Regions from separate parts of the Homo sapiens genome. Here regions 1, 2, 4, 5, 6 and 7 are each linked to region 3. Evidence: chromatin loops called from intact Hi-C (ENCODE). Cell type or tissue: PC-3. All regions are shown on one strand. Links, peaks and the distances in the headings refer to the core of each region. The heading gives the core; the rest is flanking DNA. Region 1 overlaps ADK (adenosine kinase). Region 2 overlaps ADK (adenosine kinase). Region 3 holds the start of SNORD172 (small nucleolar RNA, C/D box 172). Region 4 overlaps ADK (adenosine kinase). Region 5 holds the start of DUSP13B (dual specificity phosphatase 13B). Region 6 overlaps ADK (adenosine kinase). Region 7 has its middle 87 kb from the start of KAT6B.

Region 1 (4,489 bases), core at 131-4,130, 760 kb before region 3:
TTAAAATTAACTCAGTTCCTCAGTTACACTAGCAACATTTAAAGTGTTTAATAGCCACATGTAACTAGTGAGTAATGTATTGGATATTGTGGATATGGAATCATTCCATTATCATAAAAAGTTTTATAGGCTAGTGCTCCTTGGGGTTTATACCTGTGTGTGGAATTGTTGTGTCACTGGGCTTGCACATGTTGCACTTCAGTAGATGTTGCTGAGTTGTTCTTTCCAGTGGTATCTGAGCATTCCCTTTCTCAATTGTCTTGCTAAGAATTGGTATAAACAGAAATTCTAATTTCTGTTTTGTAGGTGTGAACTGTATCTCATTGTGGTTTTAATTGAATTTTGAAAATATATAGTGAGGCTGAGCCTTTTTTCTTATACATGTGTTTACCTTTTACAGTTCTCATCTTGTGATTGCCTCTTAATGTCCTTTACTCATTTTTTCTTTTGAGATATTTTAAATTACTGATTTGCATGAGTTTTTTTTGTATTTTATGGATACAAATTCTTTGATTATATTTGCCATATATCTGTGCCTAGTATGTGACTTGTCTTTCATTTTGTGGTGTCTTTTGCCTCACACAAGTTTTAAAATGAAATGTAATCACATTATCAATTTTTAAAAATGCTTTATCTTCTTATGCCTTATTTAAGAAATTACTTCCTACTCTAAGGTCAGAGTTTCCCATATGTGCTTTGCAGAGGTAGATCTTTCATCTGGTAGTATGTAATTTTTGTGTATGGTGTGAGGTAGAGTTGGAGACTTGAGTTTTTTTGCATATGGATAACCAATTATCTTTGTATAATTTTCTGAAAACTTCATTGCCTTAATAGTTTTTTGTTTGCATGGGGGTCAATTTCTGGGTTCTAATTCTGTTCCATTGGTCTATTTGTCCCTATACCAATGTTTCAGTTGAATTTTCCTTTTTGTCAAAGTACCTATTTTTTTCTTTATTTTTTGTAGAGACAGGGTCTTGCTTTGTTGGGTAGACTGGTCTTGAACATCAAATGATTCTCCTGCCTTGGCTTTCCAAAGTGCTGGGATTACAGTTGTGAGCAACCACACCTGGCCAAATTTTCTTAAAATGAAAATAACAGTGATAATTTAGGTCCAAGCCCTCTTCCCAAAATTGATTTAGCTGATGATAAGCTATAATATTGGAATTTATAATATAAAATACTACAATTTTTTTTTTTTTTTGAGACGGAGTCTTGCTCTGTCACCAGGCTGGAGTGCAGTGGTACAATCTCAGCTCACTGCAACCTCTGCTTCCTGGGTTCAAGCGATTCCCCTGCTTCAGCCTCCTGAGTAGCTAGGACTACAGGTGCGCACCACCACGCCCAGCTAATTGTTTTTATTTTAGTAGAGACGGGGTTTCACCATGTTGGCCAAGATGGTCTCAATCTCCTGACCTCGTGATCCACCTGCCTTGGCCTCCAAAAGTGCTGGCTGAGATTACAGGCGTGAGCCACCGTGCCTGGCCTAGAAAATGATATTATAACCAGCAGATGTGAACAATAACATTTTTTTCTGTGATGATATTTGAGAAAAGCGCAACTTAATTACAAAAGAGTGAAAAACAATCACTTTATCAAAGTCAGAACTTCTATACACTTTCAAGTGGTGAATTGAGCCTCACTTAAAATCTAATTTTCACTTTTAATGCCATTTGTTTTCTTTTGAGATATAACTGATTCATTTACCACCAATTTTTATAAATTGGATTTGTAGTTTGGCCATTGTATGAAAATATTTTTTTAAAAAAGTATATGGGTCATATGGGTAGTAATCAGGCAAATTGGTTTTAGATTTGCAGTACCTGTTCAATTATCTGAGATTTAGGGGATCTAGGGCATGTGAGTAGAGGTTCTATTAGGTTTATAAAGTGCTTGTGATGATAATATAGGTTAAGGACCAAGTACCTGGGAAAGATCAAGGGCATACTAAATAGTTGTTCCTAAAGTAATGGGACAATTGCAGAGAGAGGGATGAGAGAAGGAGACTTAAGGATGATGTGTTGATGTGTATGTATATATAAATGAGACATAAATGACTTTTGGAAGGATTACTAAAGAAAAACAGCAATAGAAGAAGACTAGCCTATGTCCAGCAGCAAAAGGAAGTAGAAGACAGTGAGTCAGATAGTGACCAGTACAGGACGCTAGGTGGTGCCATTAGTCTTAGACTGCTTATTTGAAGTCTCTGGAGGCTCAGTAACCTCAGAATAGAAAGATCGAAAGGCGGCCGGGCACAGTGGCTCACGCCTGTAATCTCAGCACCTTGGGAGGCCGAGGTGGGTGGATCACGAGGTCAGCAATTCAAGACCAGCCCGGCCAACATGATGAAACCCCGTCTCTACTAAAAATACAAAAATTAGCCTGGCGTGGTGGCGGGCACCTGTAATCCCAGCTACTCAGGAGGCTGAGGCAGAGAATTGCTTGAACCGGGGAAGGAGAGGTTGCTGTGATCGGAGATCGCGCCACTGCACTCCAGCCTGGGTGACAGAGCAGGACTCTGCTTCAAAAAAAAGAAAAAAAGAAGAAAAAAAAAGGCACTGCTTGTATAGTAAATGAGCGAATTGTCTTATTGAGTATAACCCATAGTATATTATAGTTCTTGATATTTTCTTCTCCAGTGATCATTTTGAAAAATTTTCTGGAATTTGCATTGTAAAGAAGTTTGTCCACCAAATAAACTGTGTTTTAAAAGTAATAGTTCATTTCTTTCTAATTTTAAAGGTTGTATATAAAAAGGTATTTTCATTTAAAATTCATATTAAAAAAGATAATTGAAATTTTCATATTGAAATTATATAATCAGAAGGAACTTGGTGTTTTAATAAGCTTTAGTGGCCTTTTCCTAGGTCAATGTACAATTCCACTGAATTTTTTTGAAATACATATCCATGGGTTCCACATTGGTGGATTAAACCGTGGAAAGAAAATATTAGGGAAAAAGAAATTGCCTGTGTACAGAGCATGTACACATTTTTCCTTGTCAATATTCCCTAAACAATATGACAAAAGTTTACATACATTTCCATTGTATTAGATATTGTTAGTAATCTAGAGATGATTTAAAGTTTGGGGAGGATGTATGCAGGTTATATGCAAATACAGTTGACCCTCAAACAGCACAGGTTTGAACTGCATGCACCTACTTATATTAGTTTTTTTCCAGTAAATACAGTTGGCCCTCTATATGGGTTGGTTTGGCATCTACAAGCAAAAATGGATGGAAAATACAGTATTCAAGGAATGTGAAAGTTGTGTATATGGAGAGAAGGGCCAACTTTTTGGATCTATGGGTTCAACAGGGCCAACTGTGGTACTTTAGTATGTGTGCATTTTGGTATCCAAGTTGGGTCCTGGATCCCTCAAAGATACTGAGGAATGACTGTATTGAAGATGATTCCTTGATTCCTGTTACATTTTTTTTTAAGATTCCAGATTGGGAATAATTAAGTGCATTATTTGATTTCTGGAGATGAGTTACACCATTAAATTTTTGTTGATATGTGTATCGTGCAGGTGACAGAAACCCTAACTCATACTGGCTTAAGTAAATGGAAATTATTGGATCACATATCTAAAAAGATGTTGGTATGGCTGATTTTAGGTGAAGCTTGATGCAGAGGTTCAAATAATTTTATTTGGACCCTCTTCACCTCATCTTCTAGAGGTAGGGTACTGCCATCAGCTATTGGCTTATATCCTTATTTGTGTGTGTGTGTGTGTGTGTGTGTGTGTGTGTGTGTGTCTGTCTGTCTGTTTTAGTGGCTCTAAAAACAGGTGTAGGATTATGTCATATTAGGCCTCTTTGGCTTGTTTGGGTTCCATATCTACTCTGCAACTGGAGATAGAGTTAACACTGCTGGAAATTTATGGATTAAGAGTGTTGAAGGGATGATTCCCCAAAGAAAATTTGGATCTTATTAGGGAAATAAAGAATGGTTGTAAAATTGCACTTATTTCTTTAAGGAAGTCATCTTAAAGCTGTTTTTCTTTGCCAGGTATGGTGGCTCACACCTGTAATCCCAGCACTTTGGGAGGCTGTGGTGGGAGGTTCACTTGAAGCCAGGAGTTTGAGACCGCTCTGGGCAGCATAATGAGATCCCATTTCTACAAAATATTTAAAAGTTAGCCAGAGATAGTGGCATGAACCTGTAGTTCTAGCTACCCAGGAGACTGAGGCAGGAGGATTGCTTGAGCCCAGGAGTTCGAGGCTGCAGCTCGATTGCGCCACTGCACTCCAGCCTAAGCAACAGAGCAAGTCACCATATCTTTAAGAAACAGCAACACCCCCCAACACATGAAAAACTTTTTTTTTTTTTTGGCTAAGCTGTTCTTACACTATTGATTTTATTTCACTAGAATTTGTTTTTACTTTAATCTCATTTGTGCTACTTATTAGTTGTGTGACTTCTCAGAGTCCATTTCCTCACTGGCAAAATTGTTGATACAACTATTGATATAGTTATGGTGATGA
Region 2 (4,489 bases), core at 273-4,272, 600 kb before region 3:
AAACTGTACATTTTAACTACATTAATATAACGGAAGACTTTTTAAGGCTTAGTTTTCCTTTATAGATATTCCCTAATTTCATTTTTATTTCAGTCTGTCAGGGTTGTGAATGTGATGTTTTAAGGTACACTGTAGTGTTTTCACATCCTCAGATGAACTGAATTGGGACAATACTTTGTAGGAAGTTTTTTAATATAGTATGTAGACACATTGGTAAAAATCAGTATGTCCACTGGCTTATTAGTTTCACAGATGCTTCCATAATTCTTAGTGTACTCTTGGGTATTTTAAATTATCATTTCCTGACAGCAATCCTGAAACATGCCAGTCTTTTAAAGCCTTATTTCTGAGAACTAAAGCAAGGCATCAGCGAACCATATCTGACATGCCATGTTAATTTCCATAACTATCATTTCTGGGAGGTGGTAGGATTTCTAAGGCATGGAGAATCTCAGTAAATCTACTTTAAAAAAAAAAAAAGCAAAATATCTGTTTTATTACTGGGTTTCCATTCACGAGCCCTGACTGCTTCATTCCCACTTAAATAATTTCAAAAATAGTGATAAGCATATTTTTTCTCTTATAGATTATTAAATATTTACTCACGTGCACAATATATCAAAACATATTTTGAATTCTATATTCTTAGTGTTGGGTGTTCATGTTGTGAATGAAAACCTCATTCTGTTATCTCATAGCATATTTATATATACAAATAATTTTTGCCTTAAGTAGGAAAGAAACAGCTAAAAGATACATAGGTTATTTTGCTTTTTAAAATTTTAGCAAACTATTCTGTGAATCTTTTGTGTGTTTGGGGCTGTTTGTAGAGGAAAATTTCATCAAGCAACATTTTGGGAACATTGGCCTTTTGTACTCTTTCCTAAATAAACAGAAACTTGTACTCCCCAAAATAAAATGTTTCTTTGTATATTGTTACCTGCAAGTTATTGATAATGGAAGGAACACCTTTTCAATCCTTAGTCCCCTTTCCCCCAACACAGCTTTTAGATTGTCGATAAACTTCCCAGCTCAGTAATTAACTGAGCTCAGTCATTGCACCCTGTATCATGTGATTTTTTTTTCCAGTGGAATACATTATTAGAGCACTTACACAGCCAGTCTAGCTGCAGCAGCCCAGGCGGCAACAGCAGTGCCATTTTTCACAAAGAAAATGTTGAACAGGAGCCAAATGTTTGGTGGCAGTCTGTTGCTAGGAAATCAAGGTCCTGAGGCGATTAATGACAAAGCAAGCAATAACAAGAAGGCAGAATTACAGATTTAAAAGAGAAAAAAGTGGTTGGTGTTATAATTACCCAAAGAAATCCGCACTCATTAAATTGGCTGTTTTTATGATTGACTTTAATTGGAGGTTAGCTCAGATATTTAGCTCCTTTCCCACCCCTTTAAACACACACAGGCACATAATCTGTAGAACTGCAGACTTGTTTTTCTAAGCATTGAGAGGAGCTTGCCCTGTAATTTGATCCCCACTGACAGATGCATTTTCTATGCTGCCATTTTGAATTAACCTATTGTAGAACAATTTTCTTCAGCCCTGTTGAATAAAACATCCAGTCTGATTACCTCCGATGGATTTGATAGAGTAAAAGAATGTACTTCTCATTGAAGTAGATTGTTTGCATGGACTCTACTGATTGTGAACTCTGCCAGTAAGCACAATCATTTGTAATAAATTTTCAAAGAAATTTGTGAGGAAAAGGTAATGAGAGTCACCCTTTTATAGTTTAATGTTTGGCACCTCCATCAAAATAATATAATTCTTATAAGACAGTGTTATTTTTCCAGTAAGCTTTTCACGTGGTTTTAGAAAAAATTTCTGAATCTTCATTTGGACTATTCATATATTTAGGAATAGAGTCTTGTATTTACACTCTAAAATGACCATTCTTCCTCCCCAACAACAGTATTTTAGTGCAAGACTCAATATGCAAAGCACTCTATTGCAAAAATATTTTTGGTATGTACAATATTTAAAGTGATTTTAAGATTGGCCTATTTCAGTCTTTGAAGTATTTCCCCCCCCCAAAAATCCCTTATTTAAATTTTTTAGGGTGTGATAAAGCATATTACTAGAAAAGCATCAATCGGTCTTTCAGGTACAATACCAGAGGAACCATCACAGTTTATTTACCTTTCAGAAGCTTTAAAAATAAAGTTACATGATGCCTCTGCTCTCCAGATTTCTAATCAAACCCTGGAACAAAAGAGCCAAGCACATTCTATCTGACAATGCACACACTGCTAATCAGATGCCAATGCCAAGCTGTCTGCTTTGTTAAATACTTAGCTTCCTAGAGGCAGGAAGACAGCTGCTATAAGTATGATGAAATTTTGTAGTTCAATCTATTTTTGCTACCCTTGGGCTACCAAGATACTGTTAATTTAGACCACCCCAATTGGTACATTTTAGGGAGTTTTTTAAAGAGTTTGTAATTAAAATGATAAAACATCGTTATTACATTGAAGACCTTCTGTAAGTTTTACATTTGGCAGATACCTACTGAGATAACCCCAGCATGTAATTTACAATGATGTAATGGTTGTAATTGCATTTTAGAAAAAAAGAACTATAGGAGGCAAGTGCTTCCATTAGAAGAGTTTTTAAATCTGCTTCTGTTTCATTTAAATCTACTTCTATCCCCAAATTACTTACTTATAATTGACTAGAGCAGCTATAAACCTTAAGATGCTATCTGAATATTTTTAAAAAGTTATCACCCCAGACACTGCCACCAGGGGGAGGAAGCTAAAATCTTAAAGTTCTTAACTGATGATGATACTGCCAGTAGGTAGATTATATTGCTTAGCCCTACATAGTTAACTACTTCCTCCAGATAATACCGCCTTTTGGGACATGATTCTCACAACCTGTAATATGTGATACCTGTAGACTTAGCACACTATTAATTGTAAATAAAATGGAAACTTTCGTACTCTGGTGGTTGGGGTCAGGAAGGGGAAAGAGGAAGTACAAATAAGCAACCTGGACATTTTTATTGTTTTTCTCTTATCTGTTAGTCTACTTGAAGAGCTATCCTTGAAAGTGAGTGCTTTAGATCTATGAAACTGGGCAGCTATCATAGCACATCTATTAAGATCTAATAATCACATAATTAATGTAGCAAAATGAATAGACTGTAAGGTAGTTTTCTATTTTTTGTTACTACACTGTGGTTTTGTTTTTAATAAATAGTTTTGGCTTTATTTTAAACAATTAAAAATTCAAAATATTTTTATGACCAAAGCTTGTAGGTTCTATCCCTGGAAAATATTTTATAAATGCAGAAAATAGTTGCTTAGGATTGGAATCCAACTCTGTTTACCATGAACAACTTAAAAGTTGATCTCATAATCTTGCATGTTGTGGAATAATACCACGAAAAAGTTAATTAAAGAATTTAGATGTTTGTTCTCCTGTCTAGAACTCAATAACTTTTAAGTAGTAACTCTCCCTACAGTTTAACTGTTAAACAGTAACTCTTCTGACAGTTTTAGGTTTTATTCTGTGAAGACTCATGATTTTTAATTTTTGCATCTTAATTTTTCAGTTATTTCAGGTATTGAAATTACAAACGACGGGAAAGAAAAGTGGTTGACTAAAAAGGGGATACAAAAGGCAATTTTTAGGGCGATGTACTGTTCTGTATGGTACTGTGGTGGTGGATACATGATACTATGCATTTGTTAAAGCCCAAAGAACTGTACATCACAAAGGGTTAATTTTAATGTATGCAGGTTTTTTAAATGTTAGGGATTTCAGGATAGAATGCAAGCTGTAACAAATGAATCTAATTGTATTACAAATGTATGGCATAACTTCACTGAATGGGTGGGGGAAAAGGAGCTGACCTAAGTAACTTTGGAAAATGGTGTTTTGATTGGACAATGTAAAGCTAAAGACTAAGGAACACTATAGAAACACTCTATTCTAGTTGGTAAATTTGTTTCTCATAACGGTATGGGTGAACAGTTCTGAACCTCTTTACATGTATCCTGGGGTTGAACAAATAAGTAAATGGATGATGAATGGTGGAAGCTAGGTTTCTCACTGTCAGGAAGGGATGTTACAGATAAATAAACAAGAGGGGAGAGCCAGAATGAAACCTGTGGTACTGGATTAGAGTTGGAGATATAAGTATTTACTCATGTTTAGCTTAATATATGCAGATGGATAGATGCAGAAATAATTATAGATGCATGTGTATATGTGGATTAGTATACATGCATATGTTTCCTAGCTGTGTTTACTGAGAAGGCCTAGAAGCAGTGATATCCCAGTAGCCACAAACACATCTAACGCTCACATCCTGGTTTGTAAATCCTATTCTCCAATAAAAGGATCCAGGACTCCTTTTAAATATGACTGATTCTGGGGCTGGTGATGGGAAAATACAACATAAGCATGGAATATCTTGTAGTGCCAGAAGGCAAGAGATTTCTTAAAAATAATAAAGATTAAGCATGC
Region 3 (4,489 bases), core at 347-4,346:
TTTGCCAAGGAACCTTCACAGTAATGCTGTAAAATGCGTTCAAAAGCTTAAGATGCTGGGGGATTTTCTGAGCATACATGCAATAGGTTGTTTTAAGGAGTTTGTTTTGTTTTGTCTTAATTTGTAGGAGCAATATTCTGGGATTGGATTGTAAATTAATTTCTATGAAAGAGGTGAAAATGGAGCTAGTGGAGCTGATGGGAGTTGCAGCAGTTGACTTGAAAGACATTCTTTTATTAGTCCTAAAACAAAGCTTCAGATCAACCTGCTAGTTAAATGTAACAAGCAATATAGACTCTGAGTCAACAGAGGTCCTTCTCTTTTTATTAAGACCCAGCTGTCAAAGGGTCATTAGGTCCTTCCTGTGGAAAACAACTTGCCCATTAATGTTGGGGGTGGTCCCTCGACAGGATTTCTGAGTAAGTGCCTGACATTTCGTTTTTGAAAGAATCTAAAGCTGTGGGAGACTTAGATGTTGAGACTTAGCAGGAGTAATGTCTTCAACCATAGCTTTTAGTCTTTGTTAAATATGTCACAATATGTGTTTGGAATGCTGCTGCTAGCTGCGTGAATTGACTTAGAGTGCCACTGTCAAAGATTCAGGAGCGTAAACTTCACGGAGATCAAATCACTATAACTGGGAAGAGGCTACATTCCTAAAGCGAATGCACTTCTCTGTTGTGATGTTTTTACCTTGTCACTACTCATATTATTTCTAGTGGCTCCTGTTCTAAGCTCTGGGAATGCCACAGTGAGGAATGCCCATTTATTTTTTCTGCCCTAGGCTATTTGCTTTCTAGAAGAGAAGGCCAAGCAGGGTCTCCTGAAAAGCCTCTCTCCGATCTGGGCCGTCTCTCCTACCTGGCATATTGGAAGAGCGTCATCTTGGAGTATCTCTACCACCACCATGAGAGGCACATCAGCATCAAGGCAATTAGCAGAGCGACGGGCATGTGCCCACATGACATTGCCACCACTCTGCAGCACCTCCACATGATCGACAAGAGAGATGGCAGGTGAGTCCTGGGACCCTGGGCAGCTCCGTGGCTCAGGCATCCCACACCAGAAAGGGTCCCTGGAGATAGGTGCATTCATTCCAGTTAAAGACTGAGGTTCCCTAACAGTATTATCAAACCTTTTCTCCTAAAAATAACACATGAAATGACACTTTTTTACTGGTTGGATTCCAGTGTTCTGTACCCTCTCATTGAGGTGCTTTCTGATTTTTCCTAACGCAGATAACATTAGTGCTAGCATATGTCCGTATGTGAAGCTGAAGTGAAATTTCAGCTTGTGATTACATCTTGTTCTGCCTTATCACATTACAGATTTGTCATCATTAGACGGGAAAAGTTGATATTGAGCCACATGGAAAAGCTGAAAACCTGTTCCAGAGCCAATGAACTTGATCCAGACAGTCTGAGGTGGACCCCAATTTTAATTTCTAATGCTGCAGTGTCTGAAGAAGAGCGAGAAGCTGAGAAAGAGGTAATGATTGTCTTTATCATCCTAAGTTGTGTAACTTCAATCTTGTAGCATTCTTAAGCTAAGAAAGTCATTAAGATCGTTGTCAAAAGCTTGGTTATGTAGAGATAGCATGTGAAATGATATGGCACTAATTTATCCTAACTGAGGTTGCATGGTAAGACATGATAATTTTATTGAATTGAGTATGAAAAATGAAACATTTATCATTGATTACAAAGCAGCATTTTTCACTACTGAGAGCATGTAATCAGATCAAATTCGGTGCTGAGCTCCAAGGCTGCAGTGTCAATTGATTCTTTGTGTTTATGAACTTGCTTAAAGTGCTCCTTGCCAGTGAGCATGTAATGTAGTGATAAAGGACTCAAATCAATTCGCTGCATCATTAATACTGTTAAATATCCCATGAAACCCAATCTTCTTTGATTTGTTATCCTAACTGATGCAAAAGGTTCCTGAGATGATGCAGCTGGAATGTGCTTGGCTGGCTGGCTGTCCTGATCAGAACCGACTTAGAGACACTTTGCCATTGATCCTCAGAGGCTCTGGCTGTGTAACTGCCCTCTCACTGGCCACCATTTTTACCCTCCCCACTTAGGCTGAGCGGCTAATGGAACAAGCTAGCTGCTGGGAGAAGGAGGAACAAGAAATCCTGTCAACTAGAGCTAACAGTAGGCAATCACCTGCAAAAGTACAATCGAAAAATAAATATTTGCATTCCCCGGAGAGCCGGCCAGTCACAGGGGAGCGAGGGCAGCTGCTGGAGCTGTCTAAAGAGAGCAGTGAAGAAGAAGAGGAGGAGGAGGACGAGGAGGAGGAAGAAGAGGAGGAAGAAGAGGAAGAGGATGAAGAGGAGGAAGAAGAGGAAGAAGAAGAAGAAGAAGAAGAAAATATTCAAAGCTCTCCCCCAAGATTGACGAAACCACAGTCAGTTGCCATAAAGAGAAAGGTAGGTGTCTGTTTAGATTTTCTGTGAGTCGCGTTCAATCAAATCTTATTTGTCATTGCAGACATTCTGTCTATTAGTATTTGTTTCACTCTCTGTTCTTTAGTCGTAGTTTATGTGTACCCAGTCCCGCTGATCATATATCATAATCGTTTATCTCACAGTCATGATTATGTTTACTTTTCAGGTTTGTTAGTGCGGTGACAGGAAACCAGGGACAGGCCAGCCTCCTAGTCTAGTAGTCACTGCCACCTGCTGGTCTGCAGGAGTAGAGTAACTGAGGTTTATGGGAACAAAAAGGGGCCCCAGAAAGCACTTAAACCACCCTCCAAGACCTAGAGGCCAGGAGACTTCTCTAAGGTCATATGACTCATTAGAGATGGAAGCAGAACCAAATGCGTGCTCAAGACTCTAAGCCTGGGTTGGGCGCAGTGGCTCACGCCTGTAATCCCAGCACTTTGGGAGGCCAAGGTGGGCAGATCACCTGAGGTCAGGAGTTCAAGACCAGCCTGGCTAACGTGGTGAAATCCCGTCTCTGCTAAAAATACAAAAAATTAGCCAGACACGGTAGTACGCGCCTGTAATCCCAGCTACTCGGGAGGCTGAGACAGGAGAACCCAGGGAGGCAGAGGTTGCAGTAAGCCGAGATCGCACCATTGCACTCCAGCCTGGGCAACAAGAGCGAAACTCTGTCTCAAAACAGAACAAAAAGACTCCAAGCCCAGTGCTCTTCATGCTGTTTCTTTCTCTTGTTCTTGGCACAGAATTGTTAGAAAGCATTTTAGGCCCTTAATTTTGATGGTGATATTTTGCATTTGTGGCCAACTGCGCATTACTGAATCTCCTCAGATCTTAGTAGCCCAGTGATGTCTCTAGATAGACCATATCATCTCCAATGGTACAGAAAGTAAAGAATTGACTTTGTTTTTAGGTAACTGCTCACCCAGATCTGATATCTTTGTCTTCAGTATCTATCTGGGACATAGAGGAGAGCCAAGACTGATAGAGATATCACAATACAAGCTAAGGCTCCGCCCCAAGGCCATCTGATGTGGCATCTGTTAGGGAACTTGCTGTTCTAACTCCCAGCTCAGCGCTCTTCTAGGCCTGGCAGTCTTCTGGAAGGGTCTCCATGGGGAGGTGGTAGAAAGGAGCATCCCACAAAGTAGACTTCAGGCTTAAGAATAATGTTTCCATTTCTTAGGAGGAGTGTGTATTCATGTGTTGTATATATAATAAAAGAAATTTGTTCTAAAACTATCAAAAACCAGAATCATCCAAGGCATGATCTGAACTGGACTCAACCTGAAGAAAACCAGTTCTCTACCTTGGCTTCCCTCATATTAGGGAAAATTCTCATGGATTAAAGAGGGCAGGCAGACTGGGGGGAATAATAACCGTAAATGTTTAATTACAGAATATGATTAACTGGCTACGTGTGTGCTTCAGTGAGCATTCAGAGCGTTAACAAAAGTAAGACACAAGAATTCTTGGAGGCCGGACACAGTGGCTCACGCCTATAATCCCCACACTTTGGGAAGCTGAGGCAGGAGGATCATTTGAGCTCAGGAGTTCAAGACCAGCCTGGGCAACAAAGCAAGACTCTGTCTCTATAAAAAATAAATAAGTATTTTTAAAATAATAATAATAATAATTGAATACAGTTTACCTGAAGGTTAGCTTTTAACCAAGCATATTGAACCCTTCTTTGCAGTGTATTTTCAATAATTTGGGGGGCAACAATTACATCTTAGCAGCAAATCTACCTGCTATTCCTCTATTTGAATTTTGTGTCATTAAAAACTTTTTTGCTGGGCGAAAAACATTTTATAATTACAATTATGGACAGTCATTTGTGCCAACCTTTAGTGCAAACAGAAAAAATATTTTTAGGCCAGGTGCGGTGGCTCACACCTATAATCCCAGCACTCTGGGAGGCCAAGGCGGGTGGACCACTTGAGCTCAGGGGTTCGAGACCAGCCTAGGCAACATGGCAAAGCCCTGTCTCTACAAAAAAGAAAAATAAAAGAAAAAAATATTTTTATATCATACAAATAA
Region 4 (4,489 bases), core at 326-4,325, 590 kb before region 3:
TTCAGAAGAGGCCTGAAGGAAGTGAAGAAAAAAGCCATACAGCTGTTTGGGGAAAGCACATTTCAAGCAGAGGGAACAAGCACAGAGGCCTTGAGAAGGAAATATGCCTAGAGTGTTTGAGACAGAGCAAGGCGGCTGGAAGGAGATGAGTTCTACAAGGCAGCTATGAGCCAGGTCTATAAGATGTGGCTGCTATATAGAAAATAGATGGTGGTTGGGCAAGTGTTGAAGCATGGGGAACTATTAAGAGGCTGCCCATCGGAGCTTGCAGTGAGCCGAGATCCCGCCACTGCACTCCAGCCTGGGCGACAGAGCGAGACTCCGTCTCAAAAAAAAAAAAAAAAAAAAAAAAAGAGGCTGCCCATGTGAGAGATGATGGTAGCTTAGACTTATGGTGGAAGTGTTAAAGATGGTTCAGATTCTAGATATGTTTTGAAGAAGAGCTCACAAAAATTTTTCTGATGGGCTGACAGTTGGATATGAGAAAAGGAAAGGAGGCAAGAATGATTCCATTTACCAGGTTCCAAGAGAATGATTACAGAAACCAATAGATTGCCTTATTTATTTATAGTAGGAAATGTAGTTATCACATCGGCCCAAATGTTTGTGTCTGCTTAATCCGCATATCTGTTTCTTTAGGCAAACTTGCATTGGAATGTAATGGCGACTGCAGAATCAGGATAAGGGGACTTGAATAAATCAGTCTTTAAATGCATCTGAGGCCGGGCATGGTGGCTCATGCCTGTAATCCCAACACTTTGGGAGGCCGAGGTGGGCAGATCACTTGAGGTCAGGAGTTTGAGACCAGCATGCCCAACATGGTGAAATCTTATCTCCACTAAAACTACGAAAATTAGCCAGGTGTGGTAGCTGGCACCTGTAATCTCAGTTGCTCGGGAGGCTGAGGCACGATAATTGCTTGAACCTGGGAGGCGGAGGTTGCAGTGAGCCTAGATTGTGCCACTGTGCTCCAGCCTGGGCAACAGAGCAAGACTCTGTCTCCAATCAATCAATCAATCAATCAGTAAGATACATTTCACTCCAGCCTGGACAACAGAGCAAGACTCTATCTCAGTCAATCAATAAGATACATTTATCTCTTTAGTAGGGACCTGAAAAAATTAAATTCCATAGACAAAAGGCTTTCTGAGCTCTTCTTTAATAAGTAGTGTTGGCAGATGCAGTGGCTCATGCTTATAATTCCAGCACTTTAGGAGGCCAAGGCGGGAGGATCCCTGAGGCCAAGAATTTAAGACGAGCCTGGTCAACATAACAAGTCCCTGTCTCTACCAAAATAATAATAATAATATTTAGACATGGTGGCTTGTGCCTGAGGTCCCAGCTACTCGAGACGCTGAGGTGGGAGGATCCCTTGAGCCCAGGAGGTCAAGCCTGCAGTGATCCATGGTTGCACCACTGCACTCCAGCCTGAGCAACAGAATTTTTATTTTTATTTAAAATAAAAGTAGCACAAACATTTGCTTTTGTTTCTCTTTCATAATGCACCAACACTACCCTAACCCCCAACATAATCCTTTTGTAGATTTGTTAATATATTCAGACAGGCCATATTCCATATCTGATCCTACTTAGTGGTTTGATGGTTGGCTAAAAGGCAGTATTAATATCTGTTATTTCCATGCTATTGAGGGATATCTCACATTGATCATCCTTGTATTGGCAATAGAAATAAATGGTGATAGTATTTTTTTCATTTAGATAAATTTAGCACTGCTCTTAGTATTATTGAAACTTAGTTTAGGAATGTATCATTTATCTATAATCATTTATTGCTGAAGTGAACCCTTCTTTAAATTTTCCTCTTCCAAATATTGATGTAGTTCTTTCTTTCTTCATCAGTTCCATGCATACAATTCAATTTTCTTCATGACACGGGATCATCATCTATAACGTCTGTTACTTATAGGACTATTCTATGAGTCTCTTCAAGTGTATACATGTATTTGCTTTTATTTTAAGTTACTCAAATTGTTATATATTTTGAGTACTTATATATACATTTTAATAATTTTACTAGCCCTGGAGCTGGTGGTGTGTCATCTTCAACTTCCTTTTTAAATTCCTTCTAATTTCTTAGGGTGGGAAAAATCTAATTCAGTAGATTGAATTTTTAGAAAAGAGTAGATAAACTGATGTCTAAATATTTAGGTATTTGTCTATTCTGGAACCTTTTTGCTTCATGATTTTTCTTTTTTACTTTGCATTCCTGAGATTTCCTTTCATGAACTGGAAGGCTTTACTTTACTAAGTGACTCAGCAGTAGCTCTATGTATCTTTTAGTTGGAAATGCCTTTGGCTCTATGCATGCACACACTGCCCATTAATTAGCAAACCAACATAGAATCATCTGTTGATGACAAAATTACCAAAATGGATCATCCATAAGTGTTTATACTGCAAACAGTGTATCAGAAATGTCATAATCTCATTCATTAAGAAATTTACATACACACCAGATTTTAGAGTGCTCATTCATGATGAATGTCTACTTCCACACTGTTTGTTTGGAAACATTCAATAGCCAGTCTTGAATTTAAAAAATTTAATTGAATGCTTAAAGAATTACAAGTGTTCCTTTCCTTGGCTCTAATGCTAACCAAAGTGCTTTTCTAAACTGCTAAGAATGGACTGAAGATTCTGCTGAGGGCTGTAGATACTTATCTGCCTAATTGAGCCATCATTTGTTGACATGAAGAAAACCACGTGACCTACTTTAATGCATTTCTCAGTAGCAGCAGGAGGCTAGAATGTAGTTCATCCAACAGTAAAACTAGCAGCAGTATTATTAGACATGTGAAAATAGCATTGGTTATGGGATTAGTTTTGTAAAGTAAGGATAGTAATATAAAGGTATATAGTCATAATATAAACAGTATAGAGTGATTTTTTTATTTTCAAAATTATTTGAATCCAATAATCATTTAAGTCAGTCATTCAGTAACTATTTACCAATGTTTACAGTTGCCAGCTATATTAAAGGAATTGTTGACTTGTCAAAGTTGATTCATATGAGAGTAACAGTGTTAAAATCTGAAACTGGTATGGATTGCTAAAACGAAATACTTTGAGTACACAGGGAATTACTATGATCAAAACTATGCTGGATACATTAATTTGACCATGTGTCTTTAAATTGGAGGTGAGGAAGATTAGTTACAGATACATTAATTAGAAAGGTGTTATATTAGTCTAGGTTGAGGCTGATATAAGTAAGAAAGTAGGAAAGGATGCAAAAGCCCTTGGAAATGAATATTTGTGTGTGGTGAAGTAAAATGAGGTAGAGGTTACCCTTTTACATGACTTGAGAGAATCATGGCTCATTTAGTAAATCCAGAGGGAGAAATGATTTTCTATATATATAATGAGTTTGGAATACAGGAAGAATGCCAAAAATAACATCTTAAGGAATTCTTCCTAAATAGTGAAGAAAGAAATTAGTATCAACAGAAGAGACAGAAAAGGATGGTTATGAAAGATAGGAGGTCATCGCTGTCTAAAATGACTGATGGATTTTGATTACACCACTGGTGATAGAAAAAAAATTATTAGAGAAAAGTGTAGTCTGAGAACTATTTGATCTTAGTCTGTAATGAATGAAATATAAAATTTGAGACTATTTGGAAACTGTTTAACAAGTTTACACCCCCTTCCAGCAAATACAAAATTACAACAAATTTAAAGATGTTAATTGGTTTTTATTTGCAATTCTAAAATCGGACAACAACCTCATTCTATTAAATAGAATGAATATTCCAGTAAGCTGAGCAGAGGAAGTTGACTTTATAGACAGAAAAGGGCTGAGGAAAGCAAAAACAGAAAACAAAATGTGGATTGGTATTTCCAAAATTACTTTTCTTATAAAGGTTAAAGCAGAGGGGACTTCCTTATACCAGCTAAAACTGGTCTGTTTGGGGATCTGGCTATTATCTGTTTCTCCTGATTTCTTGGAAAGTAAGATAAACAACTATGTTTTAGCTTAGTGATGTGGAACTTCAGCTTGAGTGACTCCATTTTGGTTTGGTCTGGTGGGCCTAGTGCAGGAGCTTAGTCCAAACTAATGGGATCCTATACATTTTGTTTAACACTGCCAACATCCTGGTGCACGATCATCAGATTTCTCATTGAACAGGGAATGGATGACTTTGAATGTTGGAGAGCACCTGTGGTGAGTTGTTTATATATAATCTGTAAACTAGTTATGCACAGTAGCACTATATATGGGTCTATGTTGGACTAGAGGATAAAAAATAACTTGGCCTTCACCTCAGAGAGTTTAAGAATCACTATGCCACCAGAAAGATGGTAGTAGTAGGCACATTACATCGAGTGAAGACTGTTGGGTGAGAGGGAAGGTTTGCTTAAAGATATAAGAGATTTGAGTTTGTATATTGTCTAAGGAAGATATGATAGAACAGAAGACTGATAATGCAGTGTGGAAGAGTGATAACTGCTAGATGGAATTGAGATC
Region 5 (4,489 bases), core at 126-4,125, 78 kb after region 3:
TCCTGCTTCTGCAGTGAGTCCATCCTGGAACAGAGTGGACACCGCAGTGGCTGGAGGCAGGCTCCCAGAGGGTGGATCCAGCTGATGGGGAAGCCCATGGTGCAGTGCCTAGGTGCCACGGGGATGCTGCAGGAAGGGCTTCATCTATTTCACATGAGGTATTAACAAGCTCAGCTGGGGCTGAGGCCTAGAACCCTTCCCCAGGGAACAAGGGAATCAAGCCTTTGTCACTGCTATGGAGCTGGGCAGACCTCTCTCCTGCCCTCTGCTGAGCTGCAGATGTATGAAGCTTTGGCCAAGGGGCCCTTGGAGTTCCCTGTTTGTGGCACTAGTCAGTGCAGATCTCATCCCTAAATCAGCTTGGACTTTGTAGGGATGAAAGCCCCAGATGGCTGTGGCTCTCAGGGCACCCAGGAAGCCCCCACCAACCTAAGCAGCTCATCTCAAGCCCCCTCACCTGCTACTTCCAGTACTCATCCTCAGACCCCCGTCCCCTCCCACTTTCAGGGGCTTGGAGATCAGAGCCTATCTCCAGGTAAGAGGCCAGGACTGTGAACTGGTATTTGTTAGCAACTCCGCATGGAATGAGCTAATGCCTCTTATAAGCCTGATGCCTCTGGCTGGGCACGGTGGCTCACACTTGTAATCCCAGCACTTTGGGAGGCTGAGGCAGGCAGATCAACTGAGGTCAGGAGTTCGAGACCAGCCTGGCCAATGAGGCAAAATCCTGTCTCTACCAAAAATACAAAAATTAGCCAGGTGTGGTGGTCCACTCCTGTAGTCCCAGCTACTAGGGAGGCTGAGGCAGGAGAACCTTTTGAACCTGTGAGGCAGAGGTTGCAGTGAGCTGAGGTCACACCACTGCACTCCAGCCTGGGCAACAGAGCGAGAGTCCATCTCAACAACAACAAAAAGCCTGATGTCTCACTCGTGGGATATCTGTTCCTATTTTACCCAGGAGGAAGCTGAAGCTCAGAATGTTTTAAAAGTGATGCCCAAAGCCATACGGCTCATGAGTAGCAAGGCTGGGGTTTTAGTCCATCCCCAAGCCTTTCAGTTACCATCTTTGGGGCCTCCAGAGAGTGGTCACTAACCCATCTGCTTCCTCAAGGGAGCCTGGTACTGCTGAGCCACACACCTGCCTACAGGCCCTGGGTTTTCCTCCTTACCCCCACGACTCAGGCCAGCACTGGATGTCAGGCCCCACCCGGGTCAGGTAGCTTGTTTCAGGCATCTGCTGGCTGAAGGAGTCAGGGACCCTGCGGAGCTGGATTTTCAGCGGCACCAGAATATGGGCCTGGTGCCGTGTTGGAGAGGGGGTCCTGTCTTTGCTAACTGCCCCTGATCCCCTGGACCAGTGACTAGGGAAGGTGCATACTGGGAAGAACATCTTTTCCCTTTGGTAGGCAGTGCCAGGACCAGAAAAAGAAACAGGCACCCAGGAGGCTGCCGGCTTGGCCAGGCTCACCCAGTGGGAGGCTGTCGGGCAAGGCGGAAGTGAAGACCAAGCTGTCCTCCTCATCCCCCACTGTGACCTCTCCAGGTGGCTGAGTGGCCTGCCACCTACCTGGGGCATGGCCTGGGGCCGGGAATGGGGGAGTGGGTGCAGGGGCAGGACTCTGCCTGAGCGGAACAGGGCTGGGCAGGTTCTGCCCAGAACACAAACACTGTGAAGCGGCTAGAATTCCAGGTGCTGGCTGGGGCGCCCATGGGGGGTGGGGCCTGAGAGCCGACTGAGGCCTTGTGGACTGCAGTGGGCCCTCCGGTCCCTCTAAACCCCCAGGCCTCCTCTCTGCTTGGTATCTGTTTGGGATTGAAGACCGTTGGTTCCATAAACCTCCATGAAGATGGGAGTCTACCTGAAGAGGTGGGAAGAGAACTTCTGAGGCAGGGAGGAGAGCCTGGCTCCCCCAGCACTCTGCCATAACTCATTCTGTGGCCACGAGCAAGTCTTTGCTCCCATCTGGACCACAGTTTATCTTCCCATGCTAGGGATGCTGGACTTAATTTTCAGGATGCTCTGGGGGTCTGACCCGAGAATGAGAGAGGAGTGTCTGGATATGCGGTCACTGCAGGGCAGAGGGCAGTGTAGTGTGGTGGAGTTGGGGAAGCCCCCAGGACCCAGAGGAGTCCAACAGCCACACTGGTCTGGAGCCATCAGGTGGGGCTGCACCACCCCAGGCAGGAGATGGGGCTTTGGGAAGTGGGACAGGCTCCGGGCTCAGGCCTGCGGAGCTTGGCATGGGGTGAGGCTGCCCCCTGGTGGCCAATGGGTGTGTCACAGCCCAGCCTTGCCAGGGAGCAGGCAGCCAGGCTCCACCCCCAGGAGGCTCCAGAGGGGTCAAGGATTTGGGGGCTGGTAGGCCACAGTGCATGCCTCTGCCTCCGAGGGGACCTAGGCCCAGGTCTGAAGAACGGGGCTCTCCCCTGGACTTAGCGCTATGCCTGGTCAGGCTCCACCTAATGCCTTGCTCCCGATGCTCAGGGTGTTGCCCCACCTGTCCACTCTAACCCACTGGGACCCAGCCCATCCCATCAGTCAGAGTCAGGCCCGGCCACCCCCCCAGGGACTCGTCCTTTAAGCCCCAGTCCCTCCCAAGGAGGGGAAGTCGGTGGTTGTGGCAGCTCCGCCGGTTTCTGACACCTGAGACTTGGTCTTCGGAGGGCCCTGCCTGACACTACATTCCATGTCTCCTTGTCCCCAGCTGGGTGAAGCACAGGCCCAACGTCCAGCAGGGCCAGGGCCCGGCCGAGCTCCCCTCCCACTCCCTGCAGTCTTCCTTCTCTCCCTGATCCCGTGCTCCTCCTCGCCCCCTTCCTGCCTCCCCCGCTCAGCAGAGCAGCTGCCTCTGTAGGCAGGGCTTTTCCTGGCTGCTCCTGTGCTGCTGCTGTTTGCAAGTCCATGCACTTCTTTTCTGTGTTTGCATCTCTCCTCCCTGGGTCACTCCCCCGTTTGCCTCTGTCTCCCATCCTCCCCCAGGAAGCTCATGTGCCTTTGCAGCCTCCCATGACGCTGCTCTGTGTGCCCAAGACATCGGGCAGAGGCACAGGCTTCCTTGGGGCAGGGGGCAGCTGTTTGCCATCCACCTCTCAGCTGCAGTTTCAGATAGTCCCCTGGACTTTCTTCCTGCCCATCCTTTCTGACTCCACTCCAGGGAGGCCAGACAGAAGTGTGGCCACAGGCCATGTGGGGCTGGAGATCTCAGGGCAGGACCAGTGAGGAGTGTGGGGAGAAGGCCTGCAGAAGGGTGGCGTGTGGCTGCCAGTGGGGAACAGCTGTGGGTCTCTGTGCTCAGCCTGAGGGTCTTGGGGAGGGCAGACCTGGGTAGAAATCTCAGGTCTGGTACTTGCAGCTATGTGGTCTTGTCTTCACCAAGCCAGTTTCTTCAGTGGGGCTGCTGTGAGAATTCCATGTAATAATTAATGTAAAGCACCTCCCACAGGGTCTGTCTTATGGTAGATGCCCAATAAATGGCACGTCTTACTATTATTATCACTACTATAATTACTCTTACCCTTTCCAGCCCCAGCCATATCCTATGTGGAGGGTAACTTCCCTACGGGACAGTGAGATTTCTTCTCTATCTCTGTATTTCTTGATATTTCTTTCTCTGTCCAGCAATAATTGTTATATTTAGCACTCATCAAGGATGTACTATGTGCCAGACAGAGCTAGGTGCTCACATTTTCTCATTGAATCCTCACAGTGCCTTTATGGAGCAGGTAATATTATCATCCCCATTTTACAGATGAGGAAACCGAGACTCAGAGAGGTTAAGCAACATACCCAGAGTCACATAGCCAATTGATGTGGGAGTCAGGATTCAAACCCAGGTCTCTCTGACTCTACTATACCTTGTCTGCGCCTTCATCTCTGACCCAGTCGGTTCTCTACCCAACCCAAACCCCACCCCTCCCCACACAGGCACAAGTGTCCTGGCCCTCATTACCCAGCATGCTCAGGGACCACATCCTACCCCCCCCAAATTAGGAGCACTCACCCACCTGTGGGAGTATCTGGCCCAGGCTGTGCACTTCTCTGACGGGCAGTTCGTGCTGCTGGCTTTCAGCCGCCTGTCTCCGCACACTTGATGCTGTTTCTATTTTTTGATTTGAGTTTAATTATAAAGCATGCTGTCTACTCCCCTCTTCCAGCCTCCCCTGCCACTCCCAACTTGTCCACTGGTTCCATGGCATGGCCAGTGCCAAGCACAGTCAGGCACCTTTCCCTCCAGGCCCAGGCCTCTGTCCCAGCACTGCTAAGAATCAAGGCAGCTCAGCCCAGGTCTGACTGTGGCATATTGTGTACATGTATGTTGATAGTGGGAGAAGGGGCCGGGCGCGGTGGCTGAAGCCTATAATCCCAGCACTTTGGGAAACCGAGGAGGGTGGGTCATGAGGTCAGGAGATCGAGACCATCCTGGCTAACAGGCTAGCCGGGCGTGGTGGTGGATGCCTGTAGTCCCAGCTACTCAGGAGGCTGAGGCAG
Region 6 (4,489 bases), core at 198-4,197, 420 kb before region 3:
CTATGTACATGGCTCACAGCTCAATTTTATGAGCTTTCAACTCATACTTCTTACTCCTCCCTGTCTTCATCTTCTTCGTTATAGATACTATAATTGAATGTTCCATATTCAAAACTCTTGAAGCCCTTTCTAGCGATTTTGGGGCAACCTAAGTATGTAACCATTTTAGAGAGTATTAAAATGAGAGTAATTAGAGGAAATAAATTAATATTTAAGTTCTTAGCATGTGCTAAAATTGCATTAAGCTATTTCACTTACCTCATCTTCTTTCATCCTCACAATTTTTAACTTTTTATTTTAAAATAACTTTAGTCTTAGAAAAATTACAAAAATAGTACAGAATTCCCACATACCCTTCACCCAGTTTACCCTAATATTAACATCTTACATAACCAAAGTATAATGAATAACAGAAAATTAACATTAAACTACAATAACTGAACTATATACAGGCTTTATTCTGGTTTCAACCGTTTTTTCTCTAGTTTCCTTTTTCTGTTCCAGAATCGAATCCCACATTGCATATTTGTCATGTCTCCTTAGTCTCTTCTAATCTGTGACAGTTCCTCACTCTTGTTGTTCATGAACTTTATACTTTTGAAAATTATTGGTCAGTCATTTTGTAGAATGTCCTTCCATTTGAGTTTGTCTGATGTTTTCTCATGTACATTGAGATTAGGCATTTTTGGCAGGAAAACCACAGAAGTGATGTTCCTTTCTTGGTGCATCATATCAGGGAGGTACACAGTGTCACAGATTCTTATTGCTGGTGATGCTAAACCTTTATCACTAGGTTTAGGTGGTGTTTGCTAGTTTATCCTCTGTAATTCCCATTGTATTTAATAAATATCTTGGAGGAGATACTACTTTGGGGCTATGGAAACATTCTATTTTATCCACTAATTTTAGCATCACTAAACTAATCTATCTGGCTTAAGGTGATGTCTGTCAATTTTCTCTACTATAACATTATGATTTTTCCTTTTGTAATGAATATCTTAGGGGGACATACTTTGAGACTGTAAATATCCTGTTTTCTTTAATTTTTGCCCACTAATCTTAGCATACTTATCCCTCAAAATCTTTTAATGTGAACATTTTCTTAGTTTTGTAGATGAGGAAATGGATCTTAGAGAGGTTTATTAACTTGCCCCAAATCATACAAATAGTAAATCCAAGCCTGTCATATTCTAAAAGTCCTTGTAATTTCATTGTTTGTTAAGATGTGTGAGCTTAAGTGTAAGGGAGAAGAACCTATTGGGGACAGAGGAGAGGAATTACTGTAGAAGGAGAAATAAAGTTTTACATACATCTGGGAAGAATTATGTTTTGTACTTGGAAAGTTTATTTTGTCCTTTAATTGCCATTTTATGAGGTTTAATTTGAGACATAAGAAACATTTCTTTGATTAAATTACCAAAGCTCTCAACAAAATATGTCTTCTCACAGGGTTGGTAGAAAGCAACCATGGAATCTTATTCCTTTTTTTTTTTTTTTTTTTTTTTTTTTGAGATGGCGTCTTGCTCTGTCACCAGGCTGCAGTGCAGTGGCATGATCTCTGCACACTGCAACCTCTGCCTCCTGGGTTCAAGCGATTCTCCTGCCTCAGCCCTCCCAAGTAGCTAGGACTACAGACACGTGCCACCATGCCCAACTAATTTTTGTATTTTTAGTAAAGACGGGATTTCACCATGTTAGCCAGGATGGTCTTCATCTCTCGACCTCGTGATCTGCCCTCCTCGGCCTCCCAAAGTGCTGGGATTACAGGCGTGAGCCACTATAACCAGCCAGAATCTTATTCTTAATTTATTCCTTATATCACCTTGAAGAAAGACTTTCTTTTAAAGAACATCTAGTACATTCATAAGATTCTGCTTTCAAGATGATGAAGTGAATGTGTTTTTCTCTTATCTTTATTAAATATGAGCTGTACTTAATCACAAGCAAAAATCCTATAGTAGTAAAATATATTTGTGCTAAGGAAATTGCCAAAATATACATGAGTCATTTTAATTATATGTGTACACTTATTTAGGTGAGTGAAGACATTGCATGGCATTTTTTGGTCCTTTCAGCTGTTACTAGTCATTTCTAAAAGTCTGTCTCCTGAAACTGAGGGAATTTCTTCTCATCTTATCAGAGTTCAGACTTAGTTCTGTTCTAAAATAAGCAACCGAAAGCGAAATAGTCAGCATGTTTGAAGTCAGCAGCACTGTCCTACTACAAATGGCTATTCTTTTCAGAAACAACTGTCCTCTAGAAGTCATCCTGTTAGGTATATTAGAAGCTTAGCTTCATATATTATCTGGAATTTATTAAATATTGAGTGAACAAACAATATAAAAATATTTCACCACTAATTGTCATCCCTTTAAAAATGCCAGTTTCTGGTGACGTTTGTAACGATTGCAAACCATTGTGACTTGTCTGCTTTGCTTGCCTAAATGTTCTCTCTCATATATTCTATTTGTTCTCTTATATATACTTTATTTATGCCACTCAGCTATATTTCCGCTCTGATAGGTGTTTCTTTCTCTATAACTATTTGAAACTTTGCATAGTGATAGAATAAACTAGTTTTGTTAGCAAAGCCCAAAACTATGGACAGTTTTAAAAGCCCACTGAATACAGACATGGATTTTCAAATTATCCAAAATGGTTGAAAAGATGATTCTAAAACCTCTGCCTTTAGCTCAAGGTTAGGTTTCAAGATTTCAGAAAACTTCAATAAAGATTTCAGTAAAACTTTATGGCCTATGTGGTGTGAAAAACAGCATCAGAGTTTGACAATTAGTTTGTCATTTTTTAAACTTTATCTTTTTTAAAGAAAATTAAGTCTTTGTAGGAAAGGATTAGCATTTCTTTCTCTCAAATCAGTCCTTTGAAAAATTGACATTATAAGAACTGTATTTTTTCCAAAGTCAGCATAATTATGTTCTGTAAACCTCTAAAATAATTAAATTTTCCTCTTTATAAAAACCTCTCTTTAATTGGGAATTTGAAAACTGCCTGGATATTTGCTGATACTTAGTCATTGTTAATAATTTTTGAAGTATGATAATAGTTTTGTGGTTATGTTTATCATTACCTTTCAAAGATATATACTAAAACATTTATAGATGAAATTATGTATAGTTCTTGGAGTTTACTTTAGAATAATTTGAAAAGCAAGTGGATGAGGATATAGGTGAAATAAGATTCATCATACATTTTAAATTTGTGTAGATCATTGATGGGTTCCTTGGAAGTCACTGTGCTATTCTATTTACTTTTGTATATGGTTAAAGAAATTTTTAATGTCTCTTAATAGATATGCAGGTCTCTTATTTTGATCAATAGAAGCTAAATTGTTAATCTACTAATAAAGTTTTGTTTTATTTTATTGGTCATGAGAATTTTTTCCTTCCTTCTATTAATAGACTAAAGACATTAAAGAGATAGCCAAAAAGACACAAGCCCTGCCAAAGATGAACTCAAAGAGGCAGCGAATCGTGATCTTCACCCAAGGGAGAGATGACACTATAATGGCTACAGGTACATGTGGGAAATGTGTGATGAATCTAGTATTATGGAGATTAATCAATTACAAAAAAAAATTCTGTATTCTTTCTATTATAATATATACAATATACATATACAATATATATAAAATGAAATATTTTATTTTAATAAATATTTCTACCCTGTATCTCAGTAGAAAAGATTTCATGTTCAAGAAGATAGTTTATTAACATTTAGTTAAATAAACCACTTTGATATAATTTATTTACTTAGTTATCTTGGGGATTTTGTCAATCAAGAAATATCTTTCCTGAAAAAAAGAATACATTTCATTTATAAAATACCTGCACTAGAGTAAAATAAATTTACTCAATTATGAACAAATAAAATCCAGAACTAAGTTACATTTTCCATTTTTCCTTCAAGAAGAAAATCTCATTTTTTGTTTTATTTCACCATCTATTTTATAGCACTCATAAAACAGGAATTTCATCTAGTAAGCAAACATGTTATTGATTAAAATGATTAATAGTGTTAATATGGAGCTACCCACTATTAAAAATATAAATGTTTTAATTCTGTCTGTACCATTCAGATTAAAACCAATCAGTTGATTAGTTATTGTAAACTGGAGCAATTTAGTATTACCTATGTGTTTGTTCAGTACTCTGCTGAACACTGAAATATAAAATAGGAACCTTAAAGATCTAACTGGGAATTAATATTCATAAAATATAAGTACAAAGTAAAATATAATTATAGTTCTTATCTATTGGTGCTAACTATATGGATTGTATTGACTCAGGAGATCAGTAAATCTTGAAAAAAGATGTTATAGTGAATATGAAGTACATTTGTGTTGAATTAAATATAAAGCCTGAAATAGGCCAAAGATGAAATTACTGTCAAGATATTTTCTTTCTTTTTTAAAATAAATTTTATTCTTTATATTTGAGGTTTATAACATGATGTTATAGGATACATAGAT
Region 7 (4,489 bases), core at 266-4,265, 280 kb before region 3:
GTTGCCATCTAACCCAGAAATTCCACCTTTCCATATCGGCTCAGAAGAAATAAAAACATATGTGCATACTCAGAAATAAACTCGTGCATGAATCTCCATAATAGCCTTTTTTTTTTTTGAGACGGAGTCTCACTCTGTCACCCAGGCTAGAGTGAAATGGTGCAATCTCGGCTCACTGCAACCTCCGTCTCCTGGGTTCAAGCAATTCTCCTGCCTCAGTCTCCTGAGTAGCTGGGATTACAGGCATGTGCCACCACACCAGGCTACTTTTGCATTTTTAGTAGAGATGGGGTTTCTCCATGTTGGTCAGGCTGGTCTCGAACTTCTGACCTCAGATGATCCACCCGCTTCAGCCTCCCAAAGTGCTGGGATTACAGGCATGAGCCACCATGTCCGGCCTGAATATTTGCTCATTTTAAACATAGGACAAATGTGGTGGCCAGGCATGGTGGCTCACACCTGTAATCACAGCACTGTGGGAGGCCGAGACAGGTGAATTGCTTGAGCCCAGGAGTTCAAGACCAGCCCAGGCAACATGGTGAAACACTGTCTCTACAAAAAATACAAAAATTAGCCAGATGTGGTGGCATGCGCCTGTAGTCCCAGCTACTCAGGAGGCTGAAGTGGGAGGATCACCTGAGCCCAGGAGGTTGAGGCTGCAGTGAGCTGTGATTGCACCAGTACCCTCCAGACTGGGCAACAGATCAAGACTCTGTCTCAAAAAAAAAAAAAAAAAAATACACACACACACACACACACACACACACACACACACACACACACACAGTGATTTTTTTGATGCCATGCTTTTTTTTTTTTTTTTTTTTTTGAGACGGAGTTTCGCTCTTGTTGCCCAGGCTAGAGATCTCAGCTAACTGCAACCTCTGCCTTCCGGGTTCAAGCAATTGTCCTGCCTCAGCCTCCCTAGTAGCTGGGATTACACGCACCTGCCACCATGCCCAGCTAATTTTTTGTATGTTTAGTAGAGACGGGGTTCACCATGTTGGCCAAGCTGGTCTCGATCTCCTGACCTCGGGCAATCGATCCGCCTCAGCCTCCCAAAGTTCTGGGATTACAGGTGTGAGCCACCATGCCCAGCTGATGCCATGCTTTCTTAAAATATCATGTGTAAAAGCTTTTAAATAGTCTATTTACAGTTGCTAAGTAATATTTAAGTTCTCTAAAGTCAACTTGAATGTACAAATTACTTTCAAGTCTTGGACAGTTTTTGCCTGTGAGGACTTCCCCATAATCACTAAGAACCTCAGCCCTACTCTGCCCTTGACCTCAGAGTTTCCTTGCCCTCTTGTCGGATTGCTGCCTTGAGAAAGTTCAGACAGAAGCAAGCTTTCTAATCAAGTGCCACCTAATGGTGTGTCAAAATTTGGCTGCCTCAAGTCTTAAATGCACAAATGAATTTTACTGAGTTTGAGGCCAGAATCAAGGACTTATGGTTAGAGGCTGAATGCATGATGGCTGTGTGAATTTGGGGCCTGATGGTGTCTGGCAGTTCATTTTTTCCAAAAGGATGGAGCTGTCTTCTATTTCCTCTTAAATGGAAAAAATTGGCCAGGCAAGTTGGCTCATGCCAGTAATCCCAACACTTTGGCTGGAGGATTGCTTGAGCCCAGGAATTCAAGACTAGCCTGGGCAACATAGGGAGACCCCATCTCTACAAAAAATACAAAAATTAGCCAGGCGTGGTGGCATGTGCCTGTATTAGTCCTAGCTCCTTGGGAGGCTGAGGTGGGAGGGTCTCTTGAGCTTGGAAGGAAGAGGTTGCAGTGAGCCGTGATAAGGAAGAGGTTGCAGTGAGCCGTGATTGCACCACTGCACTCCAGATGGGTGACAGAGGGAAATCCTGTCTCAAAAATAAAATAAAAACATAAAGGGAAAAAAATTATCCTAAAATATTCTATATGGAAAACAAAGAGATAAAAGCTCTGACAGGCATAATGGTCCCACAAAGATCCATGTCCCAATCCCTGCAACCTGTAAGTACATTATGTAACATGCAAAAGGGCCATTGCAGATGTAATTAAGGTGACAGTTCTTAAAATACAGAGATTATTCTGGGTGATCCAGTGAGCCCAGTCTAATCATGTGAGCCTTTAAAAGCAGAGAACTTTCTCCTGCAGGAGGCAGGAGAGATAAGGCAGAAGTCAGAGAGATTCAACGCTTGAGAAGGAGTTAGTGAGCCTTTGCTGGCTTTGAAGGTGAAGGGGCAACGTGACCAGGCGCACAGGAAACCTCAAGAGGCTCAAGGCCAACAGAAAGGAAACGGGACCTCAGCCCTAGCACCACAAGGAGCTGAATTTGACCAACAGCCTGAATAAGCTTGTTAGCAGTTTCCTTCCCAGAGCCTCCAGGAAGTAACAAAGCCCTGCTGCCACCTTGATTTCAGCATTTAGAGACCCTAAGGACAGTACCTTGCCAAGCCCACCCACCAGACTTCTGACTACAGAACTGTGAGAGGCCAGGCGCGGTGGCTCACGTCTGTAACCCCCACATTTTGGGAGGACAAAGCGGGGGAGTAACTTGAGGTCAGGAGTTTGAAACCAGCCTGGGCAACCTGTCTCTATTTATAAAAATCGTTTGTGCGTGTAGAACTGTGAGATAATAAATGGGTGCTGTTTTAAGCTACTAAGTTTGTGGCAATCTGTTACACAGCAATAGAAAACTAATATATGAGCTGCTTGCAAGTAGAGACCCCATGTACTTAAAAGGTTCTCAGATAAGTAAGAGGAATGATTCTTAAATTTTAAAGTTGGGGCTGGGCACGGTGGCTCACATCTGTAATTCCAGCACTTTGGAAGGCTGAGGGAGACAGATCACTTGAGCCCAGAGGTTCAAGACCAGCCTGGCCAACATGGCTAAACCCCGTCTCTGCAAAAAATACAAAAATTAGCCAGGCGTGGTGGTGTACACCTGTAACCTCAGCTACTCTGGGGGCTGAGGCAGGAGGATTGGTTGAACCCCAGAGGCAGAGGTCGCAGTGAGCCAAGATTGCACCACTGCACTCCAGCCTGGGCGACAGAGTGAGAACTGGTCTTGAAAAAAAAAAAATTGGAAGACACATTTAGGGATATAAATAAAAACATGATGGGAGGTATTATATTAGATCACAGAATCAGGACTTTGGGGCTCACATGTTGGCCCTGATGTTGCACTCTGCCGTGGACATGGAACTGGCCTGACAGATTCAGCTATAGTTATAGAAATTCAGAAAGACACAAAGGCTGAAGACAAGTGGGAGATATGGAGCTCTTATTTGTGTCGGCTATCTGCAGGTTCTGTGAGACGGGAACAGTAATGGTGCTGTGTTTTGCCCTCAGCTTGCTGTCACTGGAGTTTTCTACCTACCTTGTACAAAGCCAATCCGTTATCCCCTGCCTCGCAGCATCAGTCCAGTCCTGCACTCGCCAGGAGTATCAAACAGCTGGAAGATGAGGGCACACTTTTCCTCCCTGGGAAAAAAGTCAGTCCTTTCAAGAAGTGAACATACAAGGCCGCTGGTCCCCTTTGAGGGGACAGGACCAAAACAAGAAAGTCATGTCTTGTCATCTGGTGTCTTGTTGTGTAAACCTCCATTCTATCCCATTTCCATAAATTCTTTCAAAGGTTTGAGATGTAGGACAACTGGGGCCTTTTCTCAGTTCGAGTCTTCTAGTTTGAACATTATAATTTAATGTGATTGTTAAGGAGTAAGAATGAAACAATTCCAATGCTACATAAAATAGAGAAATAACGGAAAGTTTCCAGTTTACTTCACAAGCTAACATAACCCTTCCACCAAAACCAGATACATGCACACGTGCGCAAACACACACACACACACACACACACACACCTCAAGCCAGACAGCTTAGTCTCACTTAGGCTATTTATATGGAATTTATAAACACACATCCTAAATGGAATACTAGCAAATTTAATTCATTAGTACAATATACTAAAATAATATTTCATACCCAAGCAGAACCTGTTCCAGAAATGCAAGGATGATCAATATTTTAGAAATGATCAATAGTATATATAGACCGTGTCTGTTTTGTACACTAGTATGGTCCTTGTGTCTGGCACAGTGCCTGGCACACAGTAGCATATAAGTATTTGTTGAGTGACTGAATATTACTATTAATAAGCAGTTCGAAAATAAAATAAGAAGAAAAAGATCTGATGCAAGTACAAATTATAGCAAATATACACGTGTTTGTGTGTTATGTATGTATACACACATCATACATATTCCATACATATACATCTATGTATACATGTATATATGTGTATATGTGTATATATGTATGCATATATACATAAATACATATACATGTGTATATGCATACATATGTGTATATACACATGTGTGCATGCATACGTGTATGTATGTGTATATATGCATATGCACATACATGTGTGCATATGTGTGTATATACATATGTACATGCACATATACATGCATGCACACGCATGTATATGTGTGTATATG

Evidence for each region. Peaks named below come from ENCODE experiments on the same cell type or tissue, not always from the same donor. Only the 100,000 strongest peaks of a DNase experiment are listed, where the experiment ranks them.
Region 1: it touches region 3 in a loop (7-fold over the local background); 80 of 110 quality-filtered maps call a loop at or near these places.
Region 2: a loop joins it to region 3, with 8 times the contacts of the local background. A loop is called at or near these places in 21 of 110 quality-filtered maps.
Region 4: it touches region 3 in a loop (2.6-fold over the local background); 15 of 110 quality-filtered maps call a loop at or near these places.
Region 5: it touches region 3 in a loop (5-fold over the local background); 30 of 110 quality-filtered maps call a loop at or near these places.
Region 6: a loop joins it to region 3, with 3 times the contacts of the local background. A loop is called at or near these places in 3 of 110 quality-filtered maps.
Region 7: it touches region 3 in a loop (6-fold over the local background); 17 of 110 quality-filtered maps call a loop at or near these places.

The regions. Positions count from the first base shown.
Region 1 is chr10:74,264,034-74,268,522 of GRCh38, forward strand. All of the region lies in intron 3 of ADK (adenosine kinase), which reads left to right. Among named protein-coding and RNA genes, the nearest start is that of ADK, 120 kb to the left of the region's middle. In PC-3, for the core only: a CTCF peak has its summit at 2,162 (motif pointing right); DNase peaks (open chromatin) are centred at 158 and 2,158; H3K4me3 peaks cover 271 bases.
Region 2 is chr10:74,417,284-74,421,772 of GRCh38, forward strand. All of the region lies in intron 6 of ADK (adenosine kinase), which reads left to right. Among named protein-coding and RNA genes, the nearest start is that of ADK-AS1, 110 kb to the right of the region's middle. RefSeq lists an enhancer at 724-1,959. In PC-3, for the core only: a CTCF peak has its summit at 2,755 (motif pointing right); a DNase peak (open chromatin) is centred at 2,768.
Region 3 is chr10:75,019,798-75,024,286 of GRCh38, forward strand. It overlaps KAT6B (lysine acetyltransferase 6B), which reads left to right. Exons shown (of 18, transcript NM_012330.4): 14 at 785-1,016; 15 at 1,329-1,488; 16 at 2,084-2,434. SNORD172 (small nucleolar RNA, C/D box 172) reads left to right here and starts at 1,936; the gene lies at 1,936-1,994. RefSeq lists a silencer at 2,593-2,702. In PC-3, for the core only: CTCF peaks have their summits at 2,682 (motif pointing left) and 2,882; a DNase peak (open chromatin) is centred at 2,644; H3K4me3 peaks cover 629 bases; H3K27ac peaks cover 784 bases.
Region 4 is chr10:74,430,739-74,435,227 of GRCh38, forward strand. All of the region lies in intron 6 of ADK (adenosine kinase), which reads left to right. Among named protein-coding and RNA genes, the nearest start is that of ADK-AS1, 96 kb to the right of the region's middle. In PC-3, for the core only: no CTCF peak of the experiment used is centred there; DNase peaks (open chromatin) are centred at 2,283 and 2,883; H3K27ac peaks cover 1,543 bases.
Region 5 is chr10:75,097,862-75,102,350 of GRCh38, forward strand. DUSP13B (dual specificity phosphatase 13B) reads right to left here and starts at 1,651. Exons shown (of 4, transcript NM_001363514.2): 1 at 1,170-1,651; 2 at 1-24. The coding sequence starts at 1,576. It also overlaps a transcript of SAMD8 not described here. In PC-3, for the core only: CTCF peaks have their summits at 256 (motif pointing left) and 2,254 (motif pointing left); DNase peaks (open chromatin) are centred at 270 and 2,250.
Region 6 is chr10:74,596,960-74,601,448 of GRCh38, forward strand. It overlaps ADK (adenosine kinase), which reads left to right. Exons shown (of 11, transcript NM_006721.4): 9 at 3,420-3,534. Among named protein-coding and RNA genes, the nearest start is that of ADK-AS1, 70 kb to the left of the region's middle. In PC-3, for the core only: no CTCF peak of the experiment used is centred there; a DNase peak (open chromatin) is centred at 2,062.
Region 7 is chr10:74,736,933-74,741,421 of GRCh38, forward strand. No RefSeq gene overlaps it. Among named protein-coding and RNA genes, the nearest start is that of KAT6B, 87 kb to the right of the region's middle. RefSeq lists an enhancer at 2,389-2,478. In PC-3, for the core only: CTCF peaks have their summits at 1,366 (motif pointing left) and 2,122; DNase peaks (open chromatin) are centred at 1,371 and 2,169.